Linked DNA regions of Mus musculus: region 2 is linked to region 1. Evidence: chromatin contacts called from ENCODE Hi-C data. All regions are on one chromosome and are shown on one strand. The core of a region is the stretch at or near the end of the contact, and the rest is flanking DNA. Distances in the headings are between cores, read along the strand shown.

Region 1 (3,105 bases), core at 444-2,943:
TAATGTGCTCTAGTAAATTTTGTCATGCACCATCTAAAAGGACTGGGGTGTCCCAACTGAGCAAACCCCACATGAGCAGTGTCCACAAGACCACTGCTAAACTCTGAGGTCCTAAGTCTATGCAGAGGAAGGGCTTCCATTAACACTCCATTTTAGAGTTAGGGGGATGTTATAGTGGAATGAGGGGGCACATCAGAATCACCTAGGAAACTAGCTGAGTGCCAAGGCTCTGCCAGCAAGCACCAGCTCTGCTCTCTGCCCATGGGAGACCAGTCAGTTGCCCGAGGCAGCTAGTGCAGTAGCATGAGCAAGAAATTCCTGGCCTCTCCCTCACATCCCTGCTAGAAGCAAGGAGGGTCTATGCCTCCTGTCAGCTTAGCCTGGATGGAGACCGGCTTCTCTGGAGTTTTCTTGATCCTCCCAGATCCCTCCAGAATTCTGGAGAACATTGGGCAGTATATGTTACAAGTCTGGTCCTGATTCTTCATCTATGAAATCCAAAATGGAGCTGTCACTATCCTGAGACGCCATCTTCTCTTTTCCTAATTCTTCCTTCTCCTCCTTCATAATGGATCCTGGGTGTCCTGTGAGAGGGGAGAGTAAAGGGGGCCTCCTTGTTTTTAACACGTTATTGCCCAGATTTCTGTACTGAATCTTTTTCACTGAAAACCTCGTATTTGATATCATAATACCAGAAGAAAGGATTTCCGTTCCTCTGCTCCTTGATGCTACACCTTTCCTGGAGGCAGTTGAAAGACAGGAGCCTAACTACAGCCCAAATGCTTCTGCCCAGAAAACCTGTAAAGAAATAATGGGAAAAAGTCACAAAGAAAACCATCAGCTTTGAGCTCACAATCATATCCTGTGCTGGTGTCTTGCCACACAGGCACTTCCCATTGCAGCTTGTTCTCCTTTCATTTGTCCATGAATCATGTCAACTAGCAGCTCTGATCTGTTTCATAACTGAGGGAAGAGAGTGCACAGGAATTACTGAGTCCCTCCACAAATATGAACAGGATGCCAGACACATGGCTAATGGATAAACAAGTTACAGGATTTATTGCTAAAGTAGATCTGAACAACTTGAGGCCATAGGTTGTCTAATTTAGAATTATGTTTTCTCAACTATCTATTTTGGATTGAACTGTCCTTCCCACATTAAAAAAAAAAATCTATACATTGGAGCCGTATCTCAGAATGTTAAGATGCAACTAAATTTGGAGACAAGGCCTTTAGGGATGTAACTGGGTTTCAGTGGGTGGGTTCTGATAGAATAAGAATGTTATCATCATAAGAACAGTAGATAGGACACTGTGGGAGCCAAAGAGGCCAGGCTAAGGAATGGAGAGGAAACCAGGACCTGGCCACATACAAGCCAAAGAGGAAGGCTTCCTCAGAAATCAAAGCAGTCAGTGGCTTGACCTTGGATATCTAGGATCCAGAACGAAGAGAAAGTAAATATCCATTGTTTAGGCTCCCAGCCTGGGGTGTTTTAATTTCACAGCTTAACAGACAGACGTCCTAACTCCCTGCCATGGTTAAGACATGCCTGTTTGACAAAGTCCTGGAATTCCAGAGAGACAGACTGGCTTTATTCCTTTGAGATTTGTTGTTCATGTTTCTTCATCCCATAAGTGCCTGCCATTTGCTGGGCCTCCTGCTGACTCTGGAAAGACAGAAATGGAAATAGCCTCTTCCTGTCGCCAAGAAGATGCTGTCTAGGACAAATTGGGTGTATAGGCAAGGATGCTTTACTATGGAAGGGATGATCAGAGGAACCAGTTCCTTGGATGGTCGGCCTAGCAAAGGGCCATTCATTGTGGGACTCAGGTTTTTAGGGAAGGCATACAGAAAATAAATCATGAATGCATTCTTAACAAAAGAGAAGAACGAGTAAGAGAAAACAGAAGCTCTCCATTCTGAGAAGCCTGGCTTCTTGCGCTCTCAGAGCACTGCCTCTCCCTATAGGCCAACTCTCACTAGTATCTGCTCAGCCTTGCACTTGGACATCCTATCTTAGGCCTTGTTGAAAGGCTTGCACATACCTTGGCATCCCTTGGGACAGTTCTCTGGCTGATGTAGACGCCTCCTTCCCATCTGCTCTTTAACACATTTCCCCTCTTTCATTTCAACTTCACTGGATACTCACCTCCTTGAGGCATTTTTCCAAGATAGCTCCACATGGAAGGAACCATTCTTTCTTTGGCTCCATCAAAGTCTTTGCAGACAATGATCTGTGGCCCGTGTGAAGCACTGTCCCCTTGGTTTATTTACATATCTGTTTCTCTTTATTAGTACACTAGTCTCTAGCAGTCATCATGACTTATATTACTTTATCTTCCATGAAGTTAGAATACAACTGAGCTGACAAGCAGGTGTCCTGCTAGGAAATGAGAATGGCTTGCTTATATAGGAGAGTCAGGGTCCCGGTCACTTGGCTGTAGGCAGATTTGTAGCATAGACCATTCTTGTTTTGTGATAGGCTAGGCTGAGCCATGAATGTGTTCCTCTCCATGTCCTCAATCCTGTGGTCAGCAAAAGAGGTAGAGAAGACACATAAATCTCAAGTCCTAAGCAAGAATTTGCACAATGGAATCCTAAGTGCTATAAAGCATGGAGAAAAGAGAGAAAAGACTTGGGGGGAAAAAGCAGAAAGTAAAAAGAGCCAATATGGACTTGGCCTTCACCAGAGATCCACACAGCTTTGGGGACAGATTTCCTACGCTGAAACTTGAAGGGAAAATGCTCGGGTATTATGCCACCCTCCCCAGAATTTTAAGCAGGGGCAAGTGAATGTTTCCCCAGAATCCCCTATCGATTGCAGCGACTGACATTCACGTGGGTCCCGTGGCACCTGCTTCCACCAAATGCTAGTGTTTAACATTTCCCATAGTGTTTCTAAACTCGAACTTGCTCACTGCTACCATCTAGTAACAGATGCAGCAGAGAAAACCTATCCGAAAGTGGGTGGCTTATTATGAACAACTGAGGGTCTATAAAAAAATCTCAACAAGAGCTGGAAGAAAAAAAATTAAAAACTGCCAGCAGAAGCTCAAAAAAAAAAATCTCTTCATAAGAAAACTGAAGAGTTCTCTGGAAGCCCTA
Region 2 (3,154 bases), core at 33-2,532, 98 kb after region 1:
GTGGCGCCACCTATAGGTCAGATCTCAGAAGTTCACTTTCCTTTATCTGAAAATCATCTTTCAAGTTATGTCATTAAAATGATGGCTCTGAGGGTCTTGAAGATTTCAGACTGAATAAAAATAAATAGAATGTCCTACAGTAACAGAGGGGCATTATCAGCCAACCTAGGTCCCTAGCCTGGATGAACGAGGAAGAACAGACAAAGAAGTATTTTTCATTCCTTCTAACCTCTTTAAACATTTCCCCAGCTCCTATCACAGACTAGCTTCTTTGGGAGAGGATATGAACTTGAGCCACGGGCTCTTGGAGAGAGAAGACCTCGGTGGCTGTTGGGGGTAGTGTGTATTATATAGAAACTCAATAGAAAGCAAGGAGGGTCCAACATTCCTGTTTCCTTCCTCCCCTGTTGTCTAGATACTTGTGGTGCGGAGATTAAAATTTTCAGGGATGGAGGCCAAGGGAGAGTTTCACAGCACAGCACTCTCACTAATAAATATCTCTCTGAAAACAGCCACAGCCCTCAGAACTGTGATTGTCCTCCAGTCTCCATCCTTGTGTGTGACCACCCTTGCTCTCTAAGTAATTAGAACCATAAAACTGTGGAGAACCCAGCAGCGCTAACCTGCCTAATATGTGGGTAAGTGACAGAACTAAGTCTGCTTTAAAGCGTGGATTCAGACCCTTCTTTGCATCGTCATAACCCACATGCGGGTTGTGTGCCCAGGCCAAACCCCTCAACACACATCCATAAAGAAGATGCAATTTGCTATATATGGATTGTGTACTTGAAGAGCTTTAAAAATCAAGCCTTGGATCGAAAATAAAAATTAATTTTTAATATTTCTGTTAGTCCATCTGCCAAAATGATGCCTTCCTTTTTAATTTTTTTTAAAAAGTCTTCAGTCTAACAAAGAGCAGTTGGGCAGCTATGGATGGAAAAAAAAAACTCAGCAGTCAACTGCCTTGTAAATTAGAAGCTGTGGTTGTAAAGACGGATTTGTGCAACAGTGGGAGTGGAGAGTGTGTCTGCCTTGTAAATTTAATTAAACAGCAGGTGCAAAAATCAGGTCATATGGCTTTGATGTGCCCCGTGCGAGGATGACAACCAGACAATGATTCTAATATGAAGAAATTTGCATACATTTGCATCGGACCGCAGAGAGCGCTGGGCCCTTGCCACGTTCTGCATTTTATATCTAGGAAGTTGAATAAGATTTGAATGAACGATTTCTATTTAGACACAGCGGAAAAATACAACGAGCTTGCGGCCCTCGCACAGAAGGCCGTGTGGCCAGCAGGGAAAGCCTATGAGGGACACTCTGAAAAGCAACCGCCCGCCCTCCTTAACAGTGGCAGATGCAAAAATGCTCAAAATGGAAGGAAGGAGACAGTGGGGAGGGAAGGGGAGGGGAGGGAAATGTACTGTACTTTGATTTTTTAAGACTTTCACAGAAGGTGCCACATTGAATAAGCCCTTCCTTCGTGGCTCATTCTTTTCGCTCCCATCGTCCCTGCTGTAAATCCTTAAATATAAAAATCAGAAAGACTTCTCAAATGAAGCAAGTATCATCTTATATAATTGGCTTCTGCTTTTAAAGGAATGTCTCTTTTCCTGTCGGATTGTGCAAACCTCATCTTCCGTAGCGACACACCAGGATGTTTAGTGTAAATGATGTCCTCTGTGCTTATGTCTCCTGGCATAGATATGAAAATATTGTGAATACATAATCCTACTGCTGGCCATCAGCATTTTCTCTGGATTGTTCAGGAGAAAGCAATGATGGGGATTGAAGCCAACTGCTCCAGATGAGCTGGTGGGTGCAGAAGTTAAAGGGCTTCAGAGGAATCCCACTGGGCATCTTGACAATCAAGGTACCCTCTGTGAGAAACCACCTGGGCAGGTATAAATCTCATTGGAAATTGTTCTGGTCCCGCATACACATACACGTCTGGCTAGTCCTCGAGTCCCGGGTTCTGAGACTGACTGGAGCCCCTCCTGGCCTCTGCAGCATCCCTCCCTCCTGAGAGGAGCCCCTGCTACCCACACAGAGTATGCTGTAGGCCAGCCTTGATTTTTATGAACAGTGTGATATGATGTCCAAAAGAAAGATATAATTTGGTTTCCTGAGGACTTATTTTACTGTCAATTATTGATACCAATAGTTCCATTATTATGTATATGTGGGTGTTTCAGTGGAGTTGGTTTTAAATGCAGGCCCAATCCTGATATCGTGTTCATTTATTACCTGCCAAATTAACTTGCTGACAGTAAAGGTGGTGAAATCACTTAAAATACTACATTCAGAAAGCAGGGCTTCTATCTTTGAGTTCCTTTTTTTTTTTTTTTTAATGTTTAGCCTACCCTACTGTCTTCTAATTGTATGCAGGATTTCTTATCTTCCCCTCCATGTTGCAAATTCCAAAAGGGCTCCACTCACTTCCAATTGTCACACTGAGTCAGCACTTACACCAATGCTTGGTGTGGAGATGGCGTTCATCATTATGCTTACTTAATGGAATAGTTGTTTTTATATAAGAATCCACGTTGAGACTAAGTGTAGTTAGCTAGTCTGTTAATAAACAGTACATATCTGGGGTTAGTAGGGAAGGAAGAGGCCAGCACATTCAGTCTGTCCTTAGGAAGTGAGCTTTCTGTTAGTTCACACAGACATACAAGATGCAGAGCCATGGCCCAGGGCTCTAGAGTCTTGTTCTCAGTGGGGGGAAAGCTAACATTACTAAGAAACAAGGGTTCATAATGTACCCTTCCCCAAAAATATATGTGTCCCCATATATACACAGTAGGCAGCGTGGACCAAGTATACATTAGGTCCTCTGAGTGAGTGGTCCTTCTGGCTCCTCTGCTTCAGTGACTTTCTTGACTCTCTCCCTCTGGGGTTCCCGTTCTTGACTCCCCAGTGATATGGCGGAGTTGACTCCACACCAAGCTGAGCACTCACTATGCTCATCCCAATCCCATATTTTTTCGGGGGGAGGGAATTCAGCCCGTTATGATAGCAAGCCACAGGGTTGCTCCACAGCCTCTCGAAAGGCTAGGGAGACATCTGGAAAGTACTTACAAGTGCCACATGCAGGTCTCTTCATGGGGACAGTGGAGGAAATGTGTGCTGTGAATGGCTTTTGTTGAGGAGA

What was found. Hi-C counts contacts between places; a loop is a spot of excess contacts on that map.
Region 2: a loop to region 1 is called in a map of left cerebral cortex, with 5 times the contacts of the local background. The contact joins two enhancer-like sites. A Hi-C loop is called at or near these places in 1 of 37 maps with a recorded cell type or tissue (left cerebral cortex).

What each region holds. Positions count from the first base shown.
Region 1 is chr12:26,128,110-26,131,214 of GRCm38, forward strand. Gm29687 (predicted gene, 29687) reads right to left here. Exons shown (of 5, transcript NR_131149.1): 3 at 2,150-2,525. Among named protein-coding and RNA genes, the nearest start is that of Gm29687, 81 kb to the right of the region's middle. Within about 2 kb of position 1,694, at least 1 of the 3 ENCODE cell types and tissues checked has a DNase peak (open chromatin) inside an H3K27ac peak, as active enhancers do; it is left cerebral cortex, where a contact is called at or near this core.
Region 2 is chr12:26,226,598-26,229,751 of GRCm38, forward strand. The region is part of intron 2 of 4930480M12Rik (RIKEN cDNA 4930480M12 gene); the gene reads left to right. Among named protein-coding and RNA genes, the nearest start is that of 4930480M12Rik, 17 kb to the left of the region's middle. Within about 2 kb of position 1,283, at least 1 of the 3 ENCODE cell types and tissues checked has a DNase peak (open chromatin) inside an H3K27ac peak, as active enhancers do; it is left cerebral cortex, where a contact is called at or near this core.